3 separate regions of the Homo sapiens genome follow, and all the other regions are linked to region 2. Evidence: chromatin loops called from intact Hi-C (ENCODE). Cell type or tissue: mammary epithelial cell. All regions are shown on one strand. Each heading gives the region's core, and the rest is flanking DNA. Links, peaks and the distances in the headings are about the cores only. Region 1 has its middle 59 kb from the start of LINC01204. Region 2 holds the start of LINC01204 (long intergenic non-protein coding RNA 1204). Region 3 has its middle 71 kb from the start of LINC01204.

Region 1 (10,567 bases), core at 2,961-7,960, 60 kb before region 2:
ACTGACCAAGCAGAGAAATGATTGCTAGATGATCCATGTTACTCCAAGAGGGGCAGTTATTCTTAACCATATTTACCACCTTAACCAGAAACCTGGCCTCCCCTGCAAGAAGCAGTAGAGATGTTCATTTTTTTTTTTAATTTTTAACTTTGAAAAACTAAATCATTGGAGGCCAGGGTGTATATCAACTTCAATAGCCCTAATTTCTTTCTATCTATCTATCTATCTAGCTAGCTAGCTAGCTAGCTATCATCTAGCTATCCAGATCAGGGTTTCTCAAACTTGGCACTATTGACATTTGGGCTCAGTAATTCTTTTTTTTTTTTTTTTTTTTTTTGACAGAGTCTTGCTCTGTCACCCAGGCTGGAGTGCAGTGGCACCATCTTGGCTCACTGCAACCTCCATCTCCCAGGTTCAAGCAATTCTCCTGCCTCAGCCTCCCAAGTAGCTGGGATTACAGGCATGCGCCACCAAACCCGGCTAATTTTGTATTTTTAGCAGAGATGGGGTTTTGCCATGTTGGTCAGGCTGGTCTTGAACTGCTGACCTCAGGTGATCCAGCTGCCTCAGCCTCCCAAAGTGCTGGGATTACAGGCGTGAGCCACCGCGCCCAGCCCGGGCCCAGTCATTCTTTGTTGCAAGGGACTGTCCTGTGTATTGTAAGATGTTTATGAGCATCATCCTTAGCTTCTACCTACTAGATACCAGTAGCATCACGCCTCTCACCCCTGACCAACAGTTAGGACAACCAAAAATATCCCCAGATATTGTCAAATGTCCCCTTGGAGGAGACCTCTATTTAAAAACCACTCATCTACATCTATCTACATAATAAAATCAGTTATTTATTGCTGCCTAATTAATCACCCCCAAACTTAGTAGCTTAAAATAACAAGCATTGCTCCACATGTTTTCAGTTAGGGTAACTCATGTGATTACATTGCAGTGAGACCTTGGCTGAAGCACCTCTTTTCTCCATATGGCCTCCCTCTCCTTGTGGTGTCTTATCCTCCAGGGCCTCTCCACATGATCTTTTTCTCTTTAGCAAGATAGCCTGGACTTCCTTATAATATGGCACCTTGGTTCCATGAGAAAGGAAGTAAAAGTTTAAGGCTTGAGAGGCCTGACACAGTAATACTGACATGGTATTACTCCTGCCACTTTTCATGTCAAAGCAAGTAACAGGACCAGCCCAGGTTCAAGGGGAGAGGAAATGGACTCCATCTCTTGATGGAAGGAGCAACATGTACATACAGGGAAAGGGACTTGTTGGCAGCCATCAACAGAACTACCTTTCACAATTATACATATATATTCCTGGGCCAGGCGCAGTGGCTCATGCCTGTAATCCCAGCACTTGGGGAGGCTGAGGTGGGCGGATCACGAGGTCAGGAGATCGAGACCATCCTGGCTAACACGGTGAAAGCCCATCTCTACTAAAAAATACAAAAAAATTAGCCGGGTGTGGTGGCGGGCGCCTGTAGTCCCAGCTACTCGGGAGGCTGAGGCAGGAGAATGGCGGGAAGTTGGGAGGCGGAATTTGCAGTGAGCCAAGATCGCGCCACTGCCCTCCAGCCTGGGCGACAGAGCAAGACTCCATCTAAAAAAAAAAAAAAAATTATATATATATTCCTCATATACATATGTATTTTATTTTTTATACTATGATTTCAACATTATTTTTATTTATGATTGGCACATAATAATTGTACATATTTGTGGGATACAATGTGATATTTTGATACATGTATACATTGTTTAATGATCAAATCAGGGTAATTAGCACATCCATCACCTTAAATATTTGTCATTTCTTTGTGATGAGAACATTCAAATACTTCTTTTCTAGCTATCTTGAAATATACAATACATTATTGTTAACTATAGTCAGCCTACTATGCAATAGAACACCAAAACATATTCCACCTATATAATTGTAGCTTTGTACCCATTCACCAAACTCTCCTTATCTACCCCAGGCCCCTACCCTCCCCATCATCCGGTAACCACTACTGTACTTTCTACTTCTATGTGAACAACTTTTTAAATTTCACATATGAGTGATCTTATGTGGTATTTGTCTTTCTATGCCTGGTTTATTTCACTTAATGTCCACCAGGTTTATAAATGTTGCCACAAATGACAAGATTTTATTCCTTATTATGGCTGAATAGTATTCCACTGTGTAAATATACCACATTTTCTTTATCCTTTCATCTGTTGATGGACATTGAGGTTGATTCCATTATCTTGGCTATTGTGAATAAGGCTGCAATTAACATAGGGGTGAAAATATCTCTTCAGTATACTGATGGCATTTCCATTGAATTATGCAGAGTAAAAATATATCCAGCAATGAGATTGCCAGATTATATAATAATTCAGTTTTTGTTAACTTTTATTTTAGGTTCAGGAGTATGTGCAGGCTTGTTATACAGGTAAATTGCACGTTACGGGGGTTAGGTGTATAGATTATTTCATCACTCAGATAATAAGCGTAGTATTCAGTAGGTAGCTTTTCAATCCTCACCCTCCTCCCACCGTCCACTCTCAAGCAGGCCCCAGTATCTATTCTCTTCTTTGTGTCCATATGTACTCAATGTTTAGCTTCCACTTATAAGTGAGAACATGTGGTATTTGGTTTTCTGTTCTTGTGTTAGTTTGCTTAGGAAAATGGCCTCCAGCTCCATTCATGTTGCTGCAAAGGACATGATCTTGTTCTTTTTTGTGCCTGCATGGTCTTCCATGGTGTATATGTATCCAATTTTCATAATCAAGTCTACTATTGGTGGGCATTTAGGTTGATTCCATGTCTTTGCTAGTGTGAATATTGCTTCAATAAACATACAAATGCAGATGTCTTTACAGTAGAATGAATTAAACTGCAAAGCTTCTGCACAGCAAAAGAAACTATCAACAGAGTAGACAACCCACAGGATGGGAAAAAATATTTGCAAACTATGCATATGACAAAGATCTAATATCCAGAATCTATAAGGAACTTAAACAATTAACAAGCAAAAAAACAACCCCATTAAAAAGTGGGCAAAGGACACAAACAGACACTTTTCATAAGAAGACATACATATGGCCAACAAGCATATGAAAAAATGCTCAACATCACTAATCATTTAAGAAATGCAAATGGAAACCACAATGAGATGCCATCTCACACCAGTCCAAATAGTTATTACCAAAAAATCAAACAATAACAGATGCTGGCAATGTTGTGGAGAAAAGGGAACACTTATACACTGCAGGTGGGAATGTAAATTAGTTCAGCCACTGCGGAAAGCAGTTTGGAGATTTCTCAAAGAACTTAAAACAGAACTACCTTCTTGCTCCCTCTTAGGAGAAAATTCTTAAGTTTGTGTGCTTTCTCTTGATCCCACAAAGGTCAGGTGCTGACAGCCTCCTGTTTTTTTTTTTCCTTAGAGTGGTGCCCTGAAATGCTCAAGTTCATGCGCCTTCCTCCAGTCCCACGGAGTCAGGCCAGCTAACCATTCATGCTCTTGAGCTATCCACAGAGGCTGACATTTGCCTTCTGTGGGAGTGTGCATAGGGAGCCAGTCATGGGTTGCAGGAGGTGAGAAATATAGAGCACTGGAGGTGCCTATGGGTCAATTGGTGGGGAGGTCATCAGGCAGGGAGTCTTCAGCACCTCATGGGCAGGCTTCCTGATGAAGTCTGTGAAGTGGTTGGTAGGATCTGTGGCCCTTTGTTGACATCAGGTGACATCAGGCCCTAATTTCTGTGAGTCTCTGCCTCTATTCCCTGTTCTCAGCCTCTCCCAACCACTCAGCTATGCCGATCACGTCAGTATTCTATGTCAGACAAGAAAAAATGTTGCCCTCTTGGGCAGCATCCTGAATGCCTGTGGAAGCTGAGCACTCACTATGTTCTCACAGTCCAAAGGAATTGTGGACCTGGGGGATCTGTCTGGGCACTGAGGTATGCTGCCTTGAGGGAGAGGTGATGGAAGTAAAGTGAAACTCTTCTTTTTAACCATCTTCAATGCATGTACTTTCAAATTTTTTGCTCCAATGTTGTGCCGGAACTTCTCCAGTATACAACTGGACTCTCATAAAGGTGCTGTCATCCATGAGTGGTTATCAACCCTTGTCTATGCTTCTGTGGAAAGATAATAATAAAAACGTCTAGTCTGCCATCTTGCTAATGTGATTCCTATCTAATACATCTATAGTGCTAAATATAAAGAAACATATTGACCCATGTAATAGCACCACACAAAAACTCTGTGGGGTGGGCAGTATTATTATCCCCTTTTTATAGATGAGGAAACTGAGGCTCAGAGAAGCCCAAGGTCTCATAGCAAGTGAGCCAGCTGGGGTTCAGATTTGAATCCAGGCACTCTGGCTCCCGATGCTGGGTGTGTTTTTAACCATTTTGTTATACTGTTACAGAATAAATGTGCACACAGTTTGTGATCCATAGTTACTGTTATAGGTAGGAAGAGAAATTGAAAAATATGAATAATTAAATAAATGTTAGACAAGTGAAGTAAAAAGTAGCTATAGAAGTTACAAAATGTTTTTCTGTCCTTGTGGTTGTGCACCTCTGGGTCAAGTGAAGCAAATATAATACCTCTTCTTTCTCCAGAAGAGTCACATGATCATGGCTTACTTTCCATTATAAACTATGTGTACTTTAGAACAAACACATTGCCACTGAGTAAAAATTACAGTGTTACTTTAAAAAAGTGAATTATTTCAGAAGTTATACCCACCAAACAAGCTATTTTTAAACAATTAATTTCACAAGAGTACCAGAAGCCTAAATATACTTTCAAAACAGCCTTCAGACACCAAGCAAATTTATACAAGGCACAGTTTGACAAATCTAACTCTAGCTTTCCATTGTTAGCCTCAAAGCCAAGTCAATATGAATGCTGGGTGGTAGAAAGCTCAGAGGGCCGCTGCATGTTTGAGCTCTTGCTGGGGCTCTGGATTCTGACCTCTGAACACTGTGACAAAGTGGAGCCCCACTCTGAAGGGAATGGGCAGCAAAGACATCTGAATTTCCTTCCCTCCACGTGCTGTGCTATCGCCTAATTTTTATCTATCTCTTAGGAGCCAACGACAAATGATTCAGGTGAATCCCAAGTTGTCTCTTTAGGGTTCTTAGAAAATGAGAGGTTTTTATGTCTGAGTACACAGTGAGAGAAAATGTAACTGATGTTCATTTTATTTATTTTTATATTTTAAGGGCTTCTAAGCCTAAAGACTTTAAGCATGCTGACCTGCCTGGAGAGCCCTGACCTATGCACAGCCTTACTTGCAAAATCCTGTGCTGATGATCCAAAGGCATTTCAGATCATAATTCTGGGGTCACCACCACTTGCGGTTATCATAAATACTTTTGAAGCAAGTGAAGAATAGGAAAGATTAAAAAATCTTTAAGGTATAAATTCTACTGAAGCAAGAAGAGATTGCATCTCATCTGAAGAAAGTCCTATAAACTTCAACCACTTAAAACTATATGACAGATACAAAAACAATCTCAAAAAAGGAAGTAGTTCTGTGTGTGACTCAGAGAATAAAAGATTACAGCATTTAGTCATAAGATACTTTGACAGGCGGTTGTTTCAGTGAAAGCACACTGAGTCTTACAGCTTGGACCAGTCATCCATTTAATTAGTGTCACTGTTTCCTACTCTTGCCAATACTCTGTCAAGCACTGAAGATATAGTGAACAAGACACCAGCTCTTCCTTCTTGGAGTTTATAGCTATTGTGGGGACAGGCAGGTAAACAGGCAACTTTAATTCCCACACTTGGGTTGAATGCATTATGGTACAGTACCACACAGGATGCCAGATGCATCTAGAGTATTCACCTGAAAGATAGAGTAGGAGAAAAAGTAGGGGAAGGTGGAGGTGCAGGTGGTGGTAGTGAAAGCGAAAAGCATTCCAGGCAGAAGCAGAAGCAACAGGCAGTTGAGAAAGAGCTTTGTGGATTAAAGCAACTGCTAGTAAGTTCAGTTTGGCTAAAATCTATAGTTGCAGAGGGGGTACTAGGTAAAGATGAGATTGAAGAAATGATCAGGGGTTAGATTCTGAAGGTTTTTTTAAAACTAGTTGAGGAGATCCACTCTATTCCTAAGGCAGTGTGGAGTCTGGATAGGTATGCCATTGATCTGGTCAGGTTTTATCCTACCCATTTCAGGAGTAGCTGGCAGGACTGGCTTCATGGGCATGTGAGCAGTATAGTTACACAGGACCCTATGCTTAGAAGAGCCCTGATCTGGGAGCTTAATGCTACCTGGTCACCATCTTCAAATTCTTAATAATTGTATTTTGGAATTTGTGTTTTGTAAATGATGTCTGAATGGACAACGGGGAATATGCAAGAAGCTTGGAGCCTCAACTCAAGGAAGGTCTTGCCTCCTGCCCCCAACCTGAGACAGCTTCTCAGCCATATGCTCCCCTGCCCCTGATACCCCATGTCGCACCTTACCTGAGCCCCAACAGCTGATACTCTTTGTCCCTGTCAAGGGCATGGGTATGAGTGTGGGGAAAGCAGGGTTGTGTGCTTTCACTCTGTGGAATCCCTGGATGGGCATGGCAGTGGCTGTCCCTGCCCTCAGCCCCAACAGCTGATACTCTTTGTCCCTGACAAGGGCATGGGTATGAGTGTGGGGAAGGCAGGGTTGTGTGCTTTCACTCTGTGGAATCCCTGGATGGGCATGGCAATGGCTGTCCCTGCCCTTAGACTGGTAGTACCATGTCATATCTGGTAGGCAATTGTGTGTCTTAGTGAGGGCAATCCCCTTGCCCACCCCTGATCTATGTACTGACTGTGTCCTGGCATGGAGGTTTAAAGATCTGTAGAGGTCATCCATCTGTTGTGGATTGGGGCAGCAGACCATGGGAAGAATACTTGCTGGAATTCCCCAGGCTCCACTTCTCTGTTGGAGTGTTGGTTAAGCAGCTTGGGGGAGGAGGAACCTGTTGACTATCAGGCCCAAGTGAGTATACCCCATGTAGCAGGCAGAGGCCCCAGGTGTCTGGGAGAGTCTGCACTTTTCCTATGAGTGTCCCATGTTGAGACTGCTGTCAACTTGCTCTGTCTTGAGGGATCCTCTTTTTCTCCTTGCAACTTCCTGAACCTGGTTTGTGTCTGTCTCTTCGGGCCAACTCAAAGCACCTTCCACAAAATACAAACTGTGAAGTTTTGTGATTCTGCATATGGGTTAAATACTCTAATATTTGCAATTCAAACTGATATTACACAATATAAAGAGGAATGGTAAAATTTATGCTAGTAACTTAAAACCTTTCATTTTTCTTTAATCAGAATGATAGTAAATTACAAATAAAAAAACACTGTGACAAGTCAAGAGAGATGGGTAAGAAAGGAAAAGGCCTCTGTATACTTTTACTGACACTATTTTCCTTCTTTTAAAACAAGAGGCCCCACATTTTCATTTTGCACTGAGCTAGCAAATTATGCAGGCAGTACTGGTAGCTGGAAAACACAAATAGACCTATAATAAGTCAGATGGGGAGATGCTAAAATCTGATATCATCTATAGTTCAGGATGACTAATGATTCTAAAGCAGTGATTCTCAAACTTCATCCTCCACTAAAATCACCTAAAAGGCTTAATAGAATACAAATGACAAGGTCCCCAACCTTAGAGTTTCTGATTTGGTAGTTCTGAATGTGACTTCACAGATTTAACTAGTTCCCAGGTGATGCTGATGCTTCTGGTCTTATGAACACTTATCTAATACTATGCGTGATGGTTTGCACCTGCATAGGAAGAGCCAGTGCAGGCTTAGATGTAGAGAGATGGTAGTGAAGAATCAAGGAGAGCTCCTTCCTTGAGTGAAGATTGACAGAGATAGAGGGGGACATAGAGGGGAGAAAGGCACAGAAGATGAACACTATCCACTTTACAATTTTGGCCAGGCTCAGGACCAACCTACTGCTTAACTCTAGGGCCATTTCAACCACCCCTCCCCCAATGGAGCAAAGAGAGAAGCCACTGGGGGTGTATAGTTCTATGCTTTACCTGTCCAGATGTAACAGATGTCTAAGATCATGGTTGGGAAGGTAGGTGTGAATGTATACAGTTTTAGAAGAGAGGAAGTCCAGATATCTCTGTTTGCAGAATACAAGATTCTGTATTTAGAAAACCCCATCGTCTCAGCCCAAAAACTTCTGGAACTGATAAGTAACTTCAGCAAATTCTCAGGATACAAAATCAATGTGCAAAAATCACAAACATTTCTTCACACCACCAATAGGCAAGCAGTGAGCTAAATCATGAATGAACTCCCATTCACAATTGCTACAAAGAGAATAAAATACCTAGGAATACAGCTAACAAGGGATGTGAAGGATCTCTTCAAGGAGAACTACAGGCTGTAGCTCATGCCTGTAAATCCCAGCGCTTTGGGAGGCCGAGGCGGGGGGATCACTTGAGGTCAGGAGTTTGAAACCAGCTAGGCCAACATGGTGAAACCCCGTCTCTACTAAAAATACAAAAATTAGTCAGGCGTGGTGGTGCATGTCTGTAATCCCAGCTACTCAGGAAGCTGAGGCAGGAGAATTGCTTGAACCCAGGGGACGCAGGTTGCAGTGAGCCGAGATCACGCCACTGCACTCCAGCCTGGGAGACAGAGTGAGACACCATCTCAAAAAAAAAAAAAAAAGTTTGTAATTTCTAAGATAACCACTAAAATATTGATACTAATTGGTATAAGCACAAAACCAATAGAGGCGATAATGTGAAATAATGCAATATTTAAATAATAATAAAATAGTGTGGTAATTGCACAGGGCTAAACCAATGAATTTGTAGACAGCCTAAAGAATACAGAAAGAGATCTCAACATACACTCAAATGTCTTTTCAAAATCAATCTTCTGAAATGGTATCATAGGGAGATTAAATACATTATATATGTACATACTTTTCTTAGTTGAAGATAATTAATGGCCTATCCTCTTTACCTTGATTTCTCTGGTCTTCAATTTTTTATCTTGTGATGTGGTTTCTCAAATCTCTTATCATCCCATTTCTTCTTCTGGGCATACTCCATTTCGTCCACATCTTTAAGGGACGCTTTCCAGAAGGGAGCACAACACTTCAGGGATGGTCTGATTGTCCTGAAATGGGATGGAATTGTGATAACTTAGGGTTTGTCAGCTAATTTTAGAAGATTCTCCCTATCTGTGTACACTGAGCTTAGAGATCATGGAAACCTATGTCATTCCACACTTGATCCTATTCATCCTCTATCCTCATTCTAGAAGTTAGTCTTATGAACCCAAATTCAAGAACTCTACACAGTTTTTATTACCTTTTCTCCCACTGGATCTGTGCCATAATTTTAGCCTGAATTACTCTTGTGCCCAGAATCTGTCATTCCATACATTTGCTAAACCCAACCTACCACATTCTTTGAATTTAATAAGCATGCCTTTCAAGAGTTCATTCCAGAAACATGGGACAGGATAGGCTCAAAAGTTCAGAGCATGTAGATTCTCTGACAATGAGAATCGTATATTGCAAAGAGTCAGCTAAAGAGAGTCCTTGAAGTCCAGTATAGGTAAAACAAGTCCTCATCTGCCAAGGTTGCTTGGGTTTCATCCAGCTGGTGATTCATTGAAATAGAGTGGTAAACAAAACAAAGACACCTAGGAGGGAAGAGGCAGCTAAGGTTTTTCTTTGTGGAAATGCCATTGAGTCCATTCTTGACCTCATCAAGTAATCCACCTCCTCAGTTCTCCTACTCCCTGAATACAAGAAGCCATCTTAAAGGCAGTTTTACAAGCCTTTAAAAAAGGAAACATTTTCCCTCTCACTCTTTTTTACCTCTGGAAAATTCCTGCTCACTTTTCAAGTACCAATTCAAATATCACTTTCTCTCTGTTGTGTCCTTGACTCTCTACCCTCATCCTCTATTTCCACTACAAGGATAAATAATAGTTTGCTCATAGTTGCACACAAACAATAGTTTGTTCCTCTAACATTATATTCATTCTGATATATTGCAGTCAATGATTTATGCGTATGATTCACTAGTTTGAGTACTTCTCAAGAGCAGAATTTGGGTCTAACTTGTCTTTGTTTCCTCAGTAGCTTGCATAGGGCTTGGCCCATAAGAGGTGCTCAGTAAATGTTTATTAAATGAAAAAAATACCTTTTGTGCACCTTTCAAATGAAAGTCTAGTCTAAAGTGGTTTAGACATCTATTACTATACAAATAAGGTAATGTGTCTCCAATACACACAGTTGGCTGCTATTTATGCAGGATTAGCTGCTATAGAAGTTTTATCCATGACACCATTGGGCACAGAACTAGAAAAATTGAGTTGATTATTTCCTTCAGAAAGAATTGCTGTTAAGGAAATGCTCAGAGTTTGAACATTACATCCACAAAGTTGCTCTGCCATCCTGATTTTATTGGATCAATCGATCAATTTGTCAGAAAGTAGCTCTGGTGTATCCAGGTGCTCTGTGAAGTAAACATGAAATATCCCTGAAAGTATGCTACTCCATACCCTTCTGTACGAAGTCATAACATTCTGAAAATTT
Region 2 (10,567 bases), core at 3,333-8,332:
AGAACCAAGAGGTGGGTCACAGTTTGCTGACCTCTGATGTAGTCATTTGTTTCCAATTACTGGGGCATCTCCATGGGGTGCATCTACTACATTCACCTATCCTCTCTTCTAGTTAGAGGTTAGTTTGCTTCAAATTCTTCACTACCACAAGTTATTTGCAATGAATATGAATCTGATCATCTACTCGTATCCTTATGGCCCCATATAATAAGTTATTTGGGAATTTCTGGACTATAGGGCATCAGTAACAGTAACTTTGACTATATAATTCTAGGTTTCTCCAGAATAGCTGTACCAGTTTACACTCCCACCAGCAGAACATAAGAATTCCTGGATCCTCACATCCATACCAACACTTGGCATTATCTAGCTGTCTAAATTTTGCCAGTTTAATAGTTTAATTTGCATTTCTGATTATAATATTTTGCTTCTTTGTGTGATTATCTGGTTAATAACTGTCTCCCATAAAATTCTATACATACTCCATGAGGGCGAACATCTTATCTGGTTTTGCTCACTCTTATTTCCAGTGCCTAGCGTAAGCCTTGCACGTAGTAAGTGTCCCATAAATATTAGTAGGACAAATAGGCAGATATGTGAGCACCTCTGTGTTAGTCATACAAAAACATTCATTTTTTATTGATAGGTTTGAACTGGTGACTTGAGAAAAGGGAACCTGTTTTGAGTAGCAGGATTCCTAACCTCAGGAGGACTTATACTTTGGGAAAGAGGGCAAAAGTATTCATGTATTCCACTTATTCAAAAAATATTTCAGCATTTATGCTATGTTCCAGGCATTATGCACAATGGTGAGCAAGACAGCTACAGTCCTACCCTCAGGGAGCCCACAGTGTGATAGAGATGTCAACTAGTTGGGCAAAATATTGTCATACAGTGAGAGGAATGGTTTGATTGGGTAAGTATCAGATACTCTGGAGGCTCTTAGTAGGTGTCCCCTAACATAATCTATTGGGAGTTAGGGAAGACAAGCACAGTGAAAATACAAGATGAATCCTTATGTATGCCCAGCAAATTTCCCTGGCAGTAGGATGTTAAAAAAAAAACTCAGGGACTCATAGAAGAGAACAGTAATATTCTAGCAGTGTTATACAAACAAGCTTAGATGTGTCTTCAAGATGTTCTGCAAATAGTGGAGTGATTTAAAGGAATTTAAGATAATTATACTTAAATCCCCTTTCTCCAATTGTTCTATTTTTGACTCCTAGAGAGGAATTGCTGGAGTGGTTCTCTTTCACTTTATTAGCTGTAAAATAAACATCTCCAGATGCTCAGAAATGTAAAGGCTACCATGCTTCTTTGGCCAATGGTTGATATGATTAGTAATGAATACAAAATCTTCAGTAAACCATAACTGATCTTTTGCCATTTTGAAAGTTTAACTGTTTGGGGAAAGTTTTGGATTCCTGCGAAAAGCAGATTTGAAATTTAATGGCTTGAATTTGCTTATTGAGCACTCCCTCATCCTCACCACTTATATACACACGCTGAAGAGTTTCACTAAGTATTATCATGGATTTAAAAATCTACGTAAAGTCCATAAAAATCTACAGTTTCTAAACAACAACAATTACTTCAGCTATCCTTGCTTATTCTTCCTACTCTTTCTGCATCATTTATTTTCATCTCTCCCTTCCTATTTTTTTCCTTTTTCCCCCACTAACAATGTTAGGAGCAAAGACTGATATTTATTTATTTATGTTTCATTTTATGATTGGAAGAAAGCCGCAGGCATCTGGTCCACACCCCACATTGTTAGAGACAGAACTTGGGTCCAGAAGGTTAACCAACCTGTTTACAGTCTCACTGCCTGTGTTTATTCTCAGTGGTGGTGGGGAGGTGACGGGGAGAATCAGGATAAATAGCAAAGAACAGTTCTAGATAAGGTAACAAGTGTTAGGAAAACTACTAGCACAGAAAATTAAAAGCAACAACAAAGAGCACATAGATGGCAGTGTTCCATCAACCCTCTATATTGTCTTGCTTATCTTTGAGGACTGCCATAGAATAAATAGTTCTTGAGCCCTACTACACTCAGGACACTGTTGTGGGCATGGCTAAGTGCTGATGTCTTCCCTGGTCTGAGGGTTATTCTCTGTTACCACTCCTCCGTTCCTGTCCCATACCATTCTTTGCCCTTCTCTGTCCTGCTCTGTGATCTTGGAGGAGGATCCCCATGGACTGCATCACCAGACTTCCTTACCACCACACCTTTAGTTGAGCTCAATCAACAGAGGCACAGGCATGAGATAGGACAAAAGGAAAACAGGTAGAAGTATTTCTTTCCACCCCTTCCTTCTCAGACAGCAGCTGAGATCTTCTATGACTATAGCACCATTGTGCACCCCCTTCCCTCCTCTATGTGACAGCTTACAAGGGGCTCTGTTTTTTCCTGTGTTCTCCTCAGGCTTTCAGATGGTAAAGGCTTCCTGCTGTGCTAGTCTCTGTGTGCCTCAACCCTCTTATTTGTTCTTTTTTTTTTTTAATTTTTTTAGTATTTATTGATCATTCTTGGGTGTTTCTCGGAGAGGGGGATTTGGCAGGGACATAGGACAATAGTGGAGAGAAGGTCAGTAGATAAACATGTGAACAAAGGTCTCTGGTTTTCCTAGGCAGAGGACCCTGCGGCCTTCCGCAGTGTTTGTGACCCTGGGTACTTGAGATTAGGGAGTGGTGATGACTCTTAAGGAGCATGCTGCCTTCAAGCATCTGTTTAACAAAGCACATCTTGCACCGCCCTTAAGCCATTTAACCCTGAGTGGACACAGCACATGTTTCAGAGAGCACGGGGTTGGGGGTAAGGTTATAGATTAACAGCATCCCAAGGCAGAAGAATTTTTCTTAGTACAGAACAAAATGGTGTCTCCTATGTCAACTTCTTTCTACACAGACACAGTAACAATCTGATCTCTCTTTCTTTTCCCCACATTTCCCCCTTTTCTTTTCGACAAAACCGCCATCGTCATCATGGTCCGTTCTCAATGAGCTGTTGGGTACACCTCCCAGATGGGGTGGCGGCCGGGCAGAGGGGCCCCTCACTTCCCAGACGTGGCAGCCTGGCAGAGGGGCCCCCCACCTCCCAGAAGGGGTGGCCGGGGGGGCGCCCCCCACCTCCCAGACCAGGTGGCTGCTGGGCAGGGGCACTCCCCACCTCCCAGACCGGGCGGCCGGGCGGAGACGCTCCTCACTTCCCAGACTGGGCGGCTGCTGGGTGGAGGGGCTCCTCACTTCTCAGACGAGGTGGCTGGGCAGAGGCGCTCCTCACTTCCCAGACTGGGTGGCGGCCGGGCAGAGGTGCTCCTCACCTCCCAGACGGGGTGGCGGCCGGGTAGAGGTGCTCCTCACCTCCCAGAGGGGGCGGCCGGGCAGAGGCTCTCCTCACATCCCAGACGGGGCGGCCGGGCAGAGGCACTCCCCACATCCCAGATGATGGGTGGCCAGGCAGAGACGCTCCTCACTTCCTAGACAGGATGACGGCCGGGAAGATGCGCTCCTCACTTCCCAGACTGGGCCGCCGGGCAGAGGGGCTCCTCACATCCCAGATGGGCGGCCAGGCAGAGACGCTCCTCACTTCCTAGATGGGGTGGCGGCTGGGAAGAGGCGCTCCTCACTTCCCAGACTGGGTGGCCAGGCAGAGGGGCACCTCACATCCCAGACGATGGGCCGCCAGGCAGAGACACTCCTCACTTCCTAGACGGGGTGGCGGCCGGTCAGAGGCTTCAATCTCAGCACTTTGGGAGGCCAAGGCAGGCGGCTGGGAGGTGGAGGTTGTAGCAGCCGAGATCACGCCACTGCACTCCAGCCTGGGCAACATTGAGCACTGAGTGAGCGAGACTCCGTCTGCAATCCCGGCACCTGGGGAGGCCGAGGGGGGCAGATCACTCGAGGTCAGGAGCTGGAGACCAGCCCGGCCAACACGGGGAAACCCCGTCTCCACCAAAAAATACAAAAACCAGTCAGGCGTGGTGGCGCGTGCCTGCAATCCCAGGCACTCGGCAGGCTGAGGCAGGAGAATCAGGCAGGGAGGTTGCAGTGAGCCGAGATCGCGGCAGCACAGTCTAGCCTCGGGAACAGAGGGAGACCGTGGAAAGCGGGAGATGGAGAGGAGGGAGAGGGGAAGACCGTGGAAAGCGGGAGATGGAGACAAGGGAGAGGGAGAGGGAGAGGGAGCCTCTTATTTGTTCTTATAACCCAGTTGTGGTCTCTTTAAGTTTCTTCATTTGAACTTTCTGAGTTGAATTCTGTTTTCTATTGGGATCCAAACTGATAGGATGATTCCTCTATCTTACAGTACTTTCATTGATAGTACTAGATGTAGAACAGTACTATAGAAATTTAGAGAATGAAGAACAAAAATCTTGATCTTACAACCTCATTGCAGAAATGGGAAAGACATAAATACACACACAGGGATGTTAAGTCCCCAAACCCAATAAACAAGAGAAGAATCAACCCCATATGTACAGAGACAGGTGCAAGATGCACACAAGTAGGAAAGTGGGGAAGATAAACATGTTTCTCTGAGCCTCTGTTCCGACCACAGTGTGATTCACAAGTGCCTGCTTGTGCTGTGAGCTCTCCCATAGGGCAAGATCATCATAACACAATGTCACCCCAGGGAGTGCCCACATTTTAGCTTGCTTGTTGCTGGGGAAAAGACTTGCTGCTTTGTGTTTCATTTGATGAAGGTAATGCTTCCTTATCAGAAATTCATTCCATTCTAAGGTACTTTATGTTTTCCTGTTTCTCCAAAGTCTGTCATTTCCTACATGGTGTATATCTGTTTCCCTTTGTCATGGTTTAGAGGAAATACCACATTTCATGAAGATTTCATTTATGAGAAGGAAAAATAGCAGTTTTAATACTGTAAGTATTTTGTTGTTGTTGTTTTCTGAAGCAACGTAGTGAATCTCATGCATGATGGGCCAATGCTCCTCTCTCTGTGACTTCCTGGGGCATGTGCCCATGAACTGGGTGATGAGCCTCTTTGCAGACAGATATTGTTCTTTCATTTTGTTTTTATACAGTGGGGTGTATATCTTCAGCCACTCGTAGCTTAGTGCATTTTCAGTCTTGTTTTAGCCACTGGGCTAAACTGAAGCACAAAGGGCTCTTCATAATATCTTCCCATTATGGATTTGGGGCAGGGGGGCCTTACAAACACTTTTCTGTGGCTGTGTTTTGGATGGGCCCAGAAAAGCTCATTTCAGTGGTGTCCAGGGATACGTTGTTAGCAATCACTCAAGAAAGCCCACAGGGCAAAAGCTCTTGTAAAGCATTAGGATTTTACTTCTCTTAAATTCTTCAGGTAATATAAATGAGGAGAAAACTCTGGGAAGCCCCAAAGGAGGGCCTCTTGTGTTACTGTAATATACACAAATTTAATTTAACTGCACTTCAGAATTCATTTATTCATTCACTTAACAAAAATATATTAGGCACTTACTATGTGCCTGACACTAAGCAGGGTATGAACAACATTTAAAGTCAAAAAGGAATGGCCTTGGCCTTGGTCCTCAAGAAGTTTATAGCCCTGTGTCTTATCTGTTCACTACCATTTAAAGGCAACCCCAGAAGACAAATAACCTTCTTGGACTTATTTCTTAAGTTGTTCCACTTGTTTTATCACAGGCTATAAAAAGTGGTATTGTACATTGCAATTTTATCTTCTTTATTTTATTTAAACATTACAACTACTCTGTGAAGTCAATCCAGTTAGTATAACATCCTCCATTTTAAAAGTTAGGACTGAGATACTATGTAAGCCCAAAGATTTACCCTGCAGTCACAGTTGAGAGAAGTCAGGCCCTGAACCTCACTTGAGAAAAGCCTTTGCTTTCTCCACTTTACCACTGTCTTGTACCTGGCCTCTGTTACTATTTTCTCGATGTGTTAATCTTGTTCGTCACCTAGAAGACCTTAAGCTGCTAAAGGCTCAGTGTCATATATTCTTTGAACTACTCAAAACATTTAACACAATGTTGAGCATATTGTTAATCCATATGGATTGGGTGTATTGATTTAGCAAAATTTAAGTTAAACTTTGAGATATGATTGAGAGAACTGACAAGGTAGTTCAAGCTCACCTCTCCAGGACCTACATATTTGAAACAGCATTGGCATTGACTTCTTCCTTTCCAAATGACATTCTTCTGGATGGGTTTAATTTACTGTGGGTTAGGATAATTGGGAGAGGATGAGACCACTACCTGGGAGAGTTAATGGCTGAAGATATTACTCATATTCTTCATTGGAAGTTAATGCATGAGTAATTCTCGAGTGGCTTAACCAGGCCCTAGATTTCACTGGGGAGATTATGATTTTAATTTAACATATCCTGCCATACAGTGTGTGAAATATGCAGCCAGCAGCGATCGCTATGAGATGAAAGCCCAGTTGTGTTTATTTTAAGAGACTTGTGGTTCTTTGCCAAAGCCAACATTCCTGGGCAGTGAATAGACTGAGTGAATCATTCAAAGTAGGTGAGAGGTCACAAGCCTGAAAAAAAAAGAAGAAGAAAGCTGAAAGCTTTTCCTGTCAAATAGCAACCTTTGAAAAGGCATTTATAAAGCAAAATCTATTATGGAAATAGGTCTTTTCAAGATGAATCTTCTGCCTGTAAATCCTAAAGAATTCTTCTTTAGCTCCAGATAATTAGCCCTGTTGTTGTTCACCTTTCCTGGAAATCAGGGCAGAGAAATACTCTAGTTCCTATCTCTGGCTCTGGACAATATGCCCTCATTAGAGAATAGAACAGTATCCATGTTCTTTTTTTTTTTTTTTTTTTTTTGAGATGGAGTCTCGCTCTGTCGCCCAGGCTGGAGTGCAGTGGCACGATCTCGGCTCACTGCAAGCTCCGCCTCCCAGGTTCACGCCATTCTCCTGCCTCAGCCTCCCGAGTAGCTGGGACTACAGGAGCCCGCCACCACGCCCGGCTAATTTTTTTTTTTTTTTGTATTTTTAGTAGAGACGGGGTTTCACTGTGTTAGCCAGGATGGTCTTGATCTCCTGACCTCATGATCCGCCTGCCTCGGCCTCCCAAAGTGCTGAGATTACAGGCGTGAGCCACTGTGCCCGGCCAGTATTCATGTTCTTGAGGGCAGTATAGACACTTTATTTGTGAGAAGCAGGCTGGCATACTGCCCATGACTTTAATGAGTGTCAGACAAATCTTCATCACCAACACTGGATTCCTTATGTATCAAGCATTATGGAATATCAACAAGGGCCAGGCATGACATTAAAGGCTCAGGATATGACAACTATTTATTAAGCACCTACTGTGTAGCAGGCATCTATTTAATCCTCTCCCATCGAATAAGATGGGTATTCTAAATTTCCACTTAGCAGATGAGGAAACTGAAGTTTGTGGAAGTGAAGTCACGTAGTTGGTTAGTGATCAAGATAAGATTCAATACTGAGAAGGAAGAAAAGAACCCTTTCTACTACCACCAACAAAAATAGTGGAATAAAAAAGAGTATGCAGTTCATTCTCTGACTATATGAAATGCAACTTCTATCTTTATATGAACGACAAACAACGAACAAAGCAAATCCTGCCATTCACTATACCGTAGAACATCAGGATGGAAGATGCCTTCTGTGAGCCCAGCCTTAAGAGAAATCAAAAGGAAACAAATCACAAAAGATACACAAAGTTGGGCCTGTGAGTGAACAGGGCCGGAAACTTGAACTCCAGTGACATGACATGCATAGCAGAAATCCATCCCAGTTATCCCTTGAGATATTCCTTGAGATGAAATGCTGGAGCTTCCAGAGGCTCCATTGAAAATACAGGGCCTCTGGAAGGGGAACTCAATAGGCTGTATCAGATTTTCCCTAAATTGTTTCATTTGGTAATTAGTCATCATCTTATGGAGCAGGAAGAACCTGGCTGAGGGCCCAGTGGGATGAATCCCAGTGGGATAGACTGGCGCACCTCACTGAAACTGGGTATGATGGAAAGTTCTGGGGCAGGAACAATTTAGGGAAAGCAGTTCCAGGTGGAGGGCAGTCCTTGGGAAGCAGGAAGGCTCCTTCTCAGTGGTGGGGTACAAAGCTCTAGAAGGGAGTCTCAAGTAGAAAGATGGAAGTTAAATTCACCAGAGCTCATCTGTGGGGGCAACAGTGAGGGTGAGCAGTTGGGGAGCATCTTTTAAAGGTTCACATCTGGGCTGTCAATTGAGTTTTGGTGGTGATAGGGTGTGGATTGTGTGTTCACGCACATGCAGGTAAAATTTTCTTTTAATGAATATTTTGTCAGAGCCTTCACTTTCCCTTTTATTACCCTTCAGTGGATACGTTGGGGAACATATACTGGAAGAGGCTTTTGAGAGCTGTGCTTTGTGGGAATATTCTTGGCAAGCCCTGAGTGTAGACACGGCCTCAGCTGATGATTCTCCAGGGAAACCTGGGTGTTCCCTTCATTTTCAGGTGGGGGATTTGGAGACAACACAGACCTCTACATGAAGGACTGATGCATGTGTATGTTCAGGAGGGGGTTGGGGAAACATTTGGGGGTGATTTTCCTCTGGTCCCTTATGGCTTTGGTGGTACCTCCTGTCTTCCTTTGTTTCTCCCCATCTCCCTGACCACTGTCTCCCTAGCCCCCATGCCAGATTGATGGAGGTAGCATCTTTTGTGATTTATTTTCTTTTACCCTTTCCTAAAACCTAGCTGATTGAAGACACTGCCCCAGTCATTTCCAACATACTCTGCTGCCTCTTCAGCCTGTCATGGGCTCTCCTGATTCAGAGCAGAGGTGGATACTGGCAAGGGACAGGCAGCCCCTAGATGAAGGTTGAGCTGATGGTGGCTGCTTTTACATAGTTTGGAGAACAGGTGAGAGAGAGGAGGGCAGCAGTCTCTGGTACAGAGCCCTGGAGGGGACAAAGGAGCAGCAGCCACAGCACAGCCTGTGGGGAGGGAAAAGGAGAGGGGATTGTGAAGCTGAGCATCTAGCTTCTAGCCAACCTATGAACTACAGAGCTGGCTGTAATCAGCTCCATACACACTGCTTCTTCTTAGAGAACATACAAAGCAAAGCATGAATGTAAGTTGATCATATATATAATTATCAATTATGTATTTAGCATTTGTTTATGTATTTAATGAACACACATAGGATTGACTGTATCCTAGGCGTTATCCTAAGGGCTTTATAAATAATAACTCACCGAATTCATCACAACTATATGAAGTAGTACTAACATTATCTTCATTTTACAGATTAGTAAGTGGCAGAGCCAGATACAAACCCCCAAGAATAATGTACTTTGCTACATTACGTCTTTTGCTAGCATGTCAATGAGAAAATGAAGGAAGTGCCTAGCACTAAATATACCATGTAAAAATAATAATTGTCATTATTATTATTATTAGCTAGTGCTCCACTCCTATAATACTTGCAGATGGCTTAAGCACCTGTGAAGAAACAGTTTAGCACAGTTCCAGCTCTGGAAGCCTCGGTTCAGATATTGATTCTACTACTCATTAGCTGTGAGATATTAGACAAGTTACTTAATCTCTCTATGCCTCAGTTTCTTAATATGTAACATGGAAATGATAATAGTCTTTGCCTTGTCGGTTTGTTGTGCATATTAAATAAGGTAATGTTTGTACAGCACTTAGAAAAATGCCTGATACACAGTAAGTGCTCAGTAAATACTTGTTCATGTTACTACTGTTTCAACTGAATTAAATTAATTTTCATTTTTCAGAGCTTCTTTTCATTTAGTCAGTCACTTATTTCCAGAGATTTCCTGGTGATGTTGCCTCACATTTATTTGTGGAAATGCCAGTATGTTTTAAGCTTGCAGGTGAGTTACTCCATTTAATTTTGAAGTTGCTGGGGCAGGTATTGTCCCCTTGTAAAGAATGTGGAAACTGAGGCCAGAGAGATGAAATGACTAGATCAAGCCTATATAGCCAGTCATGGTAGGTTTTTGACTAATATTCCAGAGCTCTTTCCAACATATGCACACCCATACCTATCCCCCTACCCACACACAGACACACCCTTGGTCTCCCTAATCTGGTGTCGCCTGACCTAAATTCTTAAATCTCTTGCTGTCCACATTAGTAGAGACCTATTTTCTCCATGTGCTTCTTTGGAAGATGATGAAGAAGTAACCCTCTATAGACTCTGCTCCCTCCTTCTCCCCTTTTCCCTCCATTTCACATTTACAGCTTTAGGGACTCACTAAAGCCTGCTTTCAGGGCTAAGAGCCAGACCATTTCCTATGTGGGATTTTCAGGGAATGATAAAGGTAACAGGACTAGAGACTGCTTTATCATGAATGTTGTTTTTTATGTCAATGCTGAGCCCAAATCATGGACCTCACATTTAATTTTTTAGGCAGTAAGTTTGGACTAAATCCAGAGCTTGGCCTTTTACTTTCAGCACTAAGTAGAAGAGATATGAGGGCTGATGGATTGGAGAGGCCTAGTTGGAGAGTGACTGGAGGGGCTGGACTTGGCCTTGTGCTGCACGGAGATCTGCCTTGAGATCCAACCAAGGACTCTGGGAGGAAAGAGAGGTTTGGGTTTT
Region 3 (10,567 bases), core at 2,534-7,533, 72 kb before region 2:
ACTAAAGTTGGAGAATTTGAGGATTGTAAAGATTGTCATTTTGTGGTTGGCTTAGAAGAAAACCTCGTAGGGAATCATGTCTCTAAATCTATGAAGCAGAGAAACTGTTCTTAAGTGGGCAAGGACCCGGAAGACTGTTCCTATGGATAATTGTGTATTAGTCCAAAGTGAATAAACCATGTAGGTTTGTATTTGAAGTCCCCAGAAACATTTCCACCAAACAGGAGTGTGAGGTGGTCCTTCTAACCTTTAATTTAATCACCTCTTCTCTACCTGCTAGAATATATTCTCTCAGGCAGCTTTTCCCCAGATTTCATCAATGTGGAAAACTATTAAGGTTGGTAACCTTATTGTTAGTGGGCTCCGCAGAAATGTATGGGGATCTTAGCATCCAGAGTTCACACTCACATCACTGCCCACCAGTTCCTTTGACGTAATGCAGACTGGAACAAGTCCTTGCTATATGATTCCCTCAGGTAGGTCTCCAAGATTCAAAACTGAACCCTGGCTTTTTTCCTAACTACCATCAAACTACCCCATACTCACAGTGATGTAGATAACTCCAAGTGGGCAAACATTCCTATATTTCATCAATCATTTCTTCCTCTTTTTAGCTTACTGTTGACTGCACAAGCAAGGCACTTTTCACAGTATGTAACAAGATTCACTCTTTGGCTTGGAGAAATGTTCTTGCAATTCATTCCATTTGCATGTGCGATGGTCACTGTCTTACATCTTTTTAAATTTTAACTTTTTATTTTGAGATACTTGTAGATGTACATGCAGTTATAAGAAATAATACAGAGAGATCCCATGTATTCTTTACCCAGTTTCCTCTAATGCTAACATTTTGCAAAACCATAATGAAATATTACAAGCAAGATATTGATATTGATACAGTCCAGATACAGAACAGTTCCATCAGCACACAGCTCTATCCTGTTGCCATTATATAGACACATCTACCACCTTATGTCCCATCACCAATTCCTGAACCCTGGCGACAACTAATTTGTTCTCTTTTTCTAAAAGTTTGTCTTTTCAAAATGTTATATAACTAGAATCATACAGTATGTAACCACTTAGGATTTGCTTTTTTCCAAGTTAGTATTAATTCTCTAGAGATTAATCAAAGTCGCTACATGTATAGTCCATTTTTTTGAGCATTTTCTTTTTTTATTATTATACTTTAAGTTCTAGGGCACACGTGCACAATGTACAGGTTTGTTACATGGGTATACATGTGCCATGTTGGTTTGCTGTACCCATCAACTCATCATTTACATTAGGTATTTCTCCTAATGCTATCCCTCCCCCAGCCCCCCAGCCCCCAACAGGCCCCAGTGTGTGATGTTCCCCGCCCTGTGTCCAAGTATTCTCATTGTTCCATTACCACCTAACAGTGAGAACATGTGGTGTTTGGTTTTCTGTCCTTGTGATAGTTTGCTGAGAAAGATGGTTTCCAGCTTCATCCATTTCCCTGCAAAGGACATGAACTCATCCTTTTTTATGGTTGCATAGTATTCCATGGTGTATATGTGCCAAATTTTCTTAATCTTAGTCTATCATTGATGGACATTTGAGCTGGTTCCAAGTCTTCACTATTGTAAATTGTGCCTCAATAAACATATGTGTGCATGTCCTTACAGTAGCATTTATAATCTGTTGGGTATATACCCAGTAATGGGATCACTGGGTCAAATGGTATTTCTAGTTCTAGATCCTTGAGGAATCGCCACACTGTCTTCTACAATGGTTGAACTAATTTACACTCTCACCAACAGTGTAAAAGCGTTCCTATTTCTCCACATCCTCTCCAACATCTGTTGTTTCCTGACTTTTTAATGATCACCATTCTAACTTGCATGAGATGGTATCTCATTGTGGTTTTGATTTGCATTTCTCTGATGACCAGTGATGATGAGCATTTTTTCATGTGTCTGTTGGCTGCATGCATGTCTTCTTTTGAGAAGTGTCTGTTCATATCCTTTGCCCATTTTTTGATGGGGTTGTTGTTTTCTTGTAAATTTGTATAAGTTCTTTGTAGATTCTGGATATTACCCCTTTGTCAGGTGGCTAGATTGCAAAAATTGTCTCCCATTCTGTAGGTTGCTTGTTCACTCTGATGGTAGTTTCTTTTGCTGTGCAGAAGCTCTTTAGTTTAATTAGATCCCATTTGTCTATTTTGGCTTTTGTTGCCGTTGCTTTTGGTGTTTTAGTCATGAAGTCCTTGCCCATGCCTAGGTACTGAATGGTATTGCCTAGGTTTTTCTCTAGAGTTTTTATGGTTTTAGGTCTAACATTTAGGTCTTTAATCCTTCTTGAATTAATTTTTGTATAAGGTGTAAGGAAGGGATCCAGTTTCAGCTTTCTACATATGGCTAGCCAGTTTTCCCAGCACCATTTATTAAATAGGGAATCCTTTCCCCATTTCTTGTTTTTTTCAGGTTTGTCAAAGATCAGATGGTTGTAAATGTGTGGTGTTATTTCTTTTTTTTTTCTGAGACGGAGTCCTGCTCTGTCACCCAGGTTGGAGTGCAGTGGTGAGATCTCGGCTCACTGCAACCTCCGCCTCCCGGGTTCAAGCAATTGTCTGCCTCAGCCTCCTGAGTAGCTGGGATTACAGGCGCCTGCCACCACGCCTGGCTAATTTTTGTATTTTTAGTAAAGACGGGGTTTCACCATGTTGGCCAGGCTGGTCTTGAACTCCTGACCTCATGATCCACCCACCTCAGCCTCCCAAAGTGCTGGGATTACAGGTGTGAGCCTTCAGATGATTTCTTATTGCACATTAATGTCCTCTTCTTTTAGATTGAATAGCTCCCTCGAGCATTTCTTGTAGGACAAGTCTGGTATTGATGAAATCCCCTATCTTTCATTTGTCTGAGAAAGTCTTTATTTCTCCTTCATGTTTGAAGGATATTTTCCCAGATATACTTTTCTAGAATAAAAGTTTTTTCCTCCAGCACTTTAAGTATGTCATGCCACTCTCTTTTGGCCTGTAAGGTTTCCACTGAGAAATCTGCTGCCAGATGTATTGAAGCTCCATTATATGTTATTTGTTTCTTTTCTCTTGATCCTTTTAAAATCGATTCTTTATCCTGACCTTTCAGTCAATGTCTTAAGGTAGTCTTTTTTGAGTTAAATCTGCTCTACAACCTTCTTCTACTTGGATATTGATATTATTCTCTAGGTTTGGGAAGTTCTCCATTATTATCTTTTTGAATAAACTTTCTGCCCCATCTCTCTCTCTCTACCTCCTCTTTAAGGCCAATAACTCTTAGATTTGCCCTTTTGAGACTATTTTCTAGATCTCATAGGCATGCTGCATTCTTTTTTATTCCTTTTTCTTTTGTCTCCTCTGACTGTATTTTCAAATAGCCTGTCTTCAGGTTCGCTAATTCTTTCTTCTGCTCGATGAATTCTGCTGTTGAGAGACTCTGATGCATTCTTCAGGATGTCAATTGCCAATTTCAGCTCCAGAATTTCTACTTCAGTCTTTTTAATAATTTCAATCTCTTTGTTAAATTTATCTCACAAGATTCTGAATACCTTCTCTGTGTTATCTTTGATTTCATTTAGCTTCTTCAAAGCAGCTATTTTAAATTCTCTCTCTGAAAGGTCACATATCTTTGTTTCTCCATGATTGGTGACTAGTGCCTTATTTAGATGAGCTGATGAAGCCATGTTTTCCTGGAGGGTCTTCATGCTTTTGGGTGTCCATCAGTGACTGGGTATTGAAGAGTTGGGTATTTATTCCTGTCTTTGCAGTCTGGGCTTGTTTTTACCCATCCCTCTTGGGAAGGCTTTCCAGGTATTTGAAGGGACTTGGGTGTTGGAGATCTAAGTCTTTGGTCACTGCAGCCACATCTGCATTAGGGGGCACCTCAAGTTCAGTAATGCTGTGGCTGTCACAGACTCATAGAGGTATAACCTTGGTGGTCTTGGGTAAGATCTGGGAGTAGTGCCTGTATTACCAGGCAGAGACTCTTGTTCTCTTCCCTTACTTTCCTTCAAACAAATGGAGCCTCTCTGTACTGAGCTGCCTGGAGCTGGGGGAGGTGTGACACAAGCACTCTTGTGGATACGATAGCAGGGACTGGGCTGGGTTAGACCCAAAGGCAGCACAGCACTGGGTTTCACCCAAGTCCCAGAGTGACCATTGTTTGGCTACTTCCTATTTTACGCAAGGCTCAAGGGCTTTACAATCAGCAGGTGGCAAATCCAGCCAGGCTTGTGTCCTTCCCTTCAGGGCTGCCAGTTCTCTCCAGCTCTGGGTGGGTCCAGAGACACCATCTGTGAACCAGGGCCTAGAGTCAGGAACCTTAGGAATCTACCTGGAGCTCTATTCTACTGTGGTTGAGCTGGCACCCAACCTGCAAGACAAAGTTTGTCCCACTCTCTCCTCCCTTTTCCTCAAGCAGAGGGGTCTCTCCCCATGGCCACCACCACCCCAGACCCATGGTTAAGTATTGCCTGATTAGCACCAATGTTCACTCAAGGCCCAAGGCTTCTTCAGTCAGCTTGTGGTGAGTGCTGCCAAGCCTGGGTCTCTCCCTTCAGAGCAGTTGTCTCCCCTATGGCCCAGGACAGGTGAAGAAATGCTGTCCAGGGCCAAGACCTGGAACTAGGGACTCCACGAACCCACTTGGTGCTCTACCCCACTGCAGCTGAGCTGTTACCCAACCTGCAAGACAAAGTTTACTTTACTCTTCGCTCTCCTTTCCTCAAGCAGGAGGGGTCTCCCCTCATAGCCACCACAGCTGTGAATGTGCTTGATCACACCTGATGCCAGCGTGGCTCTGAGTCTCACCCAAGGCCCACAGCAAGTAGTGCCTGGCTAACACTGCTGATTATTCACAGCCTTCCCTTCAAGTCAATAGACTCCTTTCTGGCCCAAGGTGTGTCTAGAGACCTAGGGCCTGGAATGGGGTCCTCACAACTCTGACTGATGCCCTATACTACTGTGCTGAGCTGGTGTCCCAGACGCAAGGCAAAGTCCTCTTTACTCTCCCCTCTCCTCAAATGGCAGGAAGGAGTCTCTCCTGGAGCTGTGAGCCATACTGCCTGGGGCTAGGGAAGGGGTGGCACAAGCACTCCCTTGGCCACCCTAGCTGGTGTCTCACTAGGTCACATGCACCCCAAGTCCACTGGCTCTCAGCACAGGACAGAATCAAAACTTGCCTAAGAATTGCAGTCCTTGTGGCCTAACCTGCCTTTCAAGTGTATTTGGGATTATAGACCACTTTAGCCTGTGGTGGTGAGGCTTGCTAGAACTTGTGCTCCAACCACTGGAATGGGCAATTTGCCTCTGGCCAGGACTGGTCTATATGCTCTCTTTGTGTGTGCAAGTTGAGTTCTGCCCCTTCTTGCTTTCTGCTGTTACAGGGCAGCATTGAATTGCAATGCAAATTCTCACAATCACTGTGCTCTCCCTCCCCCAAGTACACAGATTCTTTCTCTGTGCTACAGAGCTCCTGCTAGGGGATCGGGAAGGAGTGGCATTGGCAATTCAAGATTGTCTTTCCTACCCTTTTTAGTGCCTCTCTCCTTAATATAATGGTAAAACCAGGTACTGTGATCATTCACCTGATTTTTGGTTCTTATGAAGGTGCTTTTTATTGTGTAGATAGTTGTTTCATTTGGCATTCTTGTTGGGGGGATTATGGCTGGCGGCTTCTATTTGGCCACCTTGCCCCACCTCCCCCTCTTTACCTTTTTTTTAACGGTAAGTCTGCTAGTGACAGATCCCTTTAATCTTCCTTTGTCTGAGAATATCTTTTTTAACGGTAAGTCTGCTAGTGACAGATCCCTTTAATCTTCCTTTGTCTGAGAATATCTTTTTTCCCCTTCATTCCTGAAGGATAGTTTTGCCAGACATAGATTTTGTGATTGACAATTTCTTTTTCAGTACTTGAAAAAGGTGTCATTTCATTTTTCCCTCCATGTTGTCAGAAATCTGCTGTCATTTGAATTGGTGTTTCTCTATAGGAAATGTATTGCTTCTTTCTGATTGATTTCCAGAGTTTTTCTTTGTTTTTAATTCATAAGTTTAATTCTGATATTTCTTAGCTTTGATTGTTGTTGTTTGTTGTGCTTGGGATTTACTCAGTTTCTTGAATTTGTGCGTTTATCTTTTGCTTAATTTGGTTAATTTTCAATCATTATTTCTTCAAATACTCTTTTGGCTCCACTCTTTTATCTTCTCCTTTTGGAGCTCTGATGACATGAAAACTGGATATATTGTTATTGTCCCACAGGTCCTTGAAGGTTTGTTAAATTTTTTCAGTTAATTTCCCTCTTGTTAAGATTGGGCAAATTCTATTAATATGCCCTCAATCTCATTGATGTTATCTTTTGTCATTTCCACTGTACTATTGAGCCCATTCAGTGAATTATTTCTCTTATTATAATAATTTTCAGCTCTTAATTTCCATTTAGTTATTTTTATAACTTGTTTCTTTGCTGAGACTTTATTTTTCATTTGTTTCAAATAACTTGTAATTGCTTGTTTAATCATTTGTATGATTATTGCTTTAAGACTCTTGTCACATATTTTGAACATATGATTCATCTCACTGTTGACATCATTTAAATGTCTTTTTTTTTTCATTCATTCAAGTTGTGATTTTCCTGCTTCCTAATGTAGAATGACTTTCAATTGTGTCTCAGACATTTTGGCTATTACATTAGAAGACTTTGGGTTCCACCTAACTTTTTAATTTTAGCAGGCACTCACCCTGTTTAGATTTAACATGCAAGTCCTGGCCTACTTTTTGGGCTGTGATTCCAATGACAATATCATTTCAGAGCCTTTATGGCACTATTTTTGTCCGTTTGGTTCATCTCTTCCCACTGGGGTCCCACTGATCCCTGCTTATGTTGTTTGAGAGTGCTGAAGAAGCTTGCTCAGGCCAAGCTGCCTGGAGCTTGAAGGTAAAGAAAGGGAGCCTCTTTGCTTCAGAGATGAATGGCATTTCCTGATGCTTGTTATAGAAGCCTCCTCCTGTCTGTGGAGGATGAAGAGTGCCTCTGTAGTTGGGTGCTTATTGTGGTAGGGCTCCTCTGAGTGTCTCTGAGTGGGAGCAATGAGTCTTAAGCCAGCAAGAACAAATAGGCTTCCCAGACTGGGTGCATCTCGTGGCAGTCTTCCTCACTGTCTGTGGGAAATGGAGAGCGCCTCCCAGGCCACACACTTATTGTGGCATAATCTCACTTGTCAATCCCTCCACTTCCCCACACAACCCTCAACATACGTGGTATCTCTAAGGGGCAGAGAGGAGCCTCAAGGCCAGTGGGAAACGAGAATGCTTTCCCAGCTAGCACTTGCTATGTCATAATCCCCTTTGCCAATGCCAGTAGTGGTGTGGTGTCACTGGGTGAGTGAGGTTGTAGAGTGCTTATGGTCACTTCTGGTCAGGATGGTCGCTTATTTTCAGTGTGGCTTCTGATTGATTCCCCTTGCTGGTCCTGCTAGGTATGCATAATGTTGTTGTTGGGACTCCTCTTCCATCTGGGGGACAAATGAGCTTACATTAGCTGCCCTTTCTCTTAATAGGTTAGAGATTGGGGAAGTGCCACCTCTGTGTGTCCTTCTTGGCTTTCTTCTGTTGGGTGATAGTTCATAAGATGCCCTGCCACGATGATGTTCCTCCAGTCCTGTAGTCCCTCTTCCACCTTTCAGAGCATTTCTCTGGTTGTCTCTTGAGTTAGTTTCAGGATTTATAGTTATACTTAGCAGGGAGAAAGGAATAGAGGTAGGTCTCTACCATCTTGTTCAGACCATAAATCTCATCTTTCTTTTTAATCTCTGTTTTAGTGATCTTTAGTAATCTTACAATTCTCTTTACTATCACTTTTAACTTTTTCAGCTTTTGTACTCAACAGATATTAAAGAGTTAATAATATTTGTAAAACACCTTAGAATCCAGTACAAAATCAACAAATATGCATCCATATAACAAATACTGTGAGAACAGATACTAAAATGTTGGTATGTAAACACTTAAAACACAGTACTTTTGTTGGAATAAGTCTTTATTCCCGTATAAGCTTGTAAGTAAGGAAGATTTACATATTTGCAATTATAGTGATCTTTTATTTAGTTCTTAGTGTACTCAGATAATGCTAAGGTCTTTAATATATTACATCACGGACTCTTGACAATAACCATATATGGTAGTGTAGTGAGTTGAATAGTGTCCCTCCAAAATGATAGTCCAATTCCTAACCCCCAGTACCAGTGAACATGACTTTATTTGGAAAAAGGGTCTTTGCAGATGTAATTAAGTAAAGGATTTCAAGATGAGATCATCCTGGACTATGGTGGGCTCTAAATCCAATGACTGGTGTCTTAATAAGAGGAAGGAGAGAGATTTGAGACACAGAGAAATAAGGTCATGTGAAGATGGAAGCAGAGATTGAAAGTATGTTGTTGCAAGCCAAGAAAAGTCAAGGGTTGCCATTAACCACCAGAAGCCAGGAGTGAAGCGTGGAATGGATTTTCCCTCAGAGCTTTCAGAAGAAACCAATCCTGCCAACTTCTTGATTTTGGACTTCTGTCCTTCAAAAATGTGAGAGAATAAATTTCTACAGTTTTAAGCCAGTAAGTTTGTAATAATTTGTTATGGCAGAGCTAGGTCACGAGTACAGGTAGTATTATAAATCTCCATTTTACAAATGAGGAAACAGGATCAGGAATGTTAAGTGACTGGCATAAGTTACACAGCTAGTAAGAAGTGGAGCTGGGAATTAAGCTGGAGACTATCTACTGCAAAGCTTTTATTTTTCAACCTTAACCTTTTAAAATTTCATTGATAACAAGTTAAAAACAGCATCATAACCTCCACACTTCTCACTCCTCTAACCCTTCCTCCAGGGACCTCTCCCTATCTCAAGACATCCATTCCTCTTACAGACTCTGAGTTCTTCTATCTCACGGCAAATTAAACTGGTTCTAGGGGAGAGGGCAGTGTTTAACACAAAGGCAAAACCTCTGATAAGGAGTCTTCAGATCACGAGCAACAGATCAGAGGTAGAGATGGTTTTAGGCAGAACAGGGCCTGTCAGTTCACATCATCCATGGTGATGCCTTGTTTCAACCACACTTAAAGCTAGCACATCCATCGTTTTGAGGATTAGGCTGCAGAAAAAGACATTTGCCTCATGGAACTCAGTCTGTGGACATTGAAAGTAAGTAAGGGCTGTCATCCAATTCACCCCCTGCCAAGAAACCTTGTATCAGGTGCTGGGGAGGAAAGCAGCAGTTGTTACTTCCCTGTGGATCATCTAAAAGTGTTTCTTTGTTAATAGGATGTCATTAAACATTATGCACACTTGGCTGGATATTAAAATTATAGATGAAAACATTTTTTTAAAAATGTGTGCATGTAAAAATAAGCTCATGTGTGAGAACAGAGTGGCTAAGCAGCAGACGGCACACTCTGGGGCTGGGGGCCCTGATGCCATGTGTGTCACCAAATTTGGTTTCACTAAGTCATTTCAATATCAAATAGTGAGAGCACCTACTGTGTGGCAGGCCTTGTTCTGAGTGATTCTCTGCTTGGTGTCAGCTACACTGGATACATTCTTAACTCACCATTCTCTGAATATAACTAAGATAAACAGAATGTCACTTTTTTCTTGCTTCTTTTGGCAGGAATTAGGAAAAAATAGGAACAGATAATTATACACTAGAGCCAAATAGACCTGAGACTGAATTCTGTTTTAACCTTGACCTTTCCAAATGGAATATTTCACATTCATTCAGCTAACAACCTTGAACAAATGGCTCAGTGGTTAAAAGTCAGAGAAAGAATTAACAACAGTCAGTTATTTTCTGAAAGACTAGCCAAAGAATAGTTTCCAAAATACTAATTACTTAAATCTTGCTGGAAAAAAATATTCAAACACATTTTTAAGTTTTATTGTTTGGATCAACACGGACATAAGAAAATTATCAGTGTACTTATATCTTATGATTATATGAGTCTTTGCCTCAGAATAATTCTCTCTGAGAACTTTAAGGAACAAAATATTTCCTTAGTAGCAAAACATTTCATGTGGCAAGAGCCTCACTGAGTAAAGTTCAGTGTGAGAGTAGAACCCGGTGCCATGATTGTACAACTTCTACAGCTTGTCTTGTGGTCTAGTCAGTCATGGAGAAGGTCCCCCATTCTAGAACAGACCCAATGTAAAGCCATTCTTTGGATTCCAATCTGCCATAGGCTGTCTGTAAAATATGGCATGCTTGAAGTTGGGCTGGAGGTTGACTCTGAAAGATAATGCTTCAACAACACATCTAATATCAGAAGTAGGAATATTCTTGATGATAAAGAGCTTTTTGAAAGGGTCTGTTGCATGATTGAATGATGATGGTGAAGCCTGCCTTGAATTTTATGGGGTTATCTGCCATTTGATACATGCAAGCAACAAGGATCTCCTAGGTCTGAAGGAATAGCATAAATAAAAAAGAAAAAGGTATAGATAATTACAATAATTTTTATTTGCCTAGATGAGTGGTAGACATTTATGTAATATTACTAGCATAAATCTACAAAACTCCTTT

Evidence for each region. A loop is a pair of places that touch in the nucleus more often than their neighbours do. Peaks named below come from ENCODE experiments on the same cell type or tissue, not always from the same donor. Only the 100,000 strongest peaks of a DNase experiment are listed, where the experiment ranks them.
Region 1: a loop joins it to region 2, with 3 times the contacts of the local background. A loop is called at or near these places in 4 of 110 quality-filtered maps.
Region 3: a loop joins it to region 2, with 5 times the contacts of the local background. A loop is called at or near these places in 4 of 110 quality-filtered maps.

What each region holds. Positions count from the first base shown.
Region 1 is chrX:45,440,636-45,451,202 of GRCh38, forward strand. No RefSeq gene overlaps it. Among named protein-coding and RNA genes, the nearest start is that of LINC01204, 59 kb to the right of the region's middle. In mammary epithelial cell, for the core only: no CTCF peak of the experiment used is centred there; a DNase peak (open chromatin) is centred at 5,606; H3K27ac peaks cover 766 bases.
Region 2 is chrX:45,500,760-45,511,326 of GRCh38, forward strand. It overlaps LINC01204 (long intergenic non-protein coding RNA 1204), which reads left to right and starts at 4,629. Exons shown (of 4, transcript NR_104644.1): 1 at 4,629-4,706; 2 at 9,738-9,836. RefSeq lists an enhancer at 5,735-6,934. In mammary epithelial cell, for the core only: no CTCF peak of the experiment used is centred there; DNase peaks (open chromatin) are centred at 4,602 and 6,412; H3K27ac peaks cover 3,063 bases.
Region 3 is chrX:45,429,094-45,439,660 of GRCh38, forward strand. No RefSeq gene overlaps it. Among named protein-coding and RNA genes, the nearest start is that of LINC01204, 71 kb to the right of the region's middle. In mammary epithelial cell, for the core only: no CTCF peak of the experiment used is centred there; a DNase peak (open chromatin) is centred at 5,308; H3K27ac peaks cover 1,827 bases.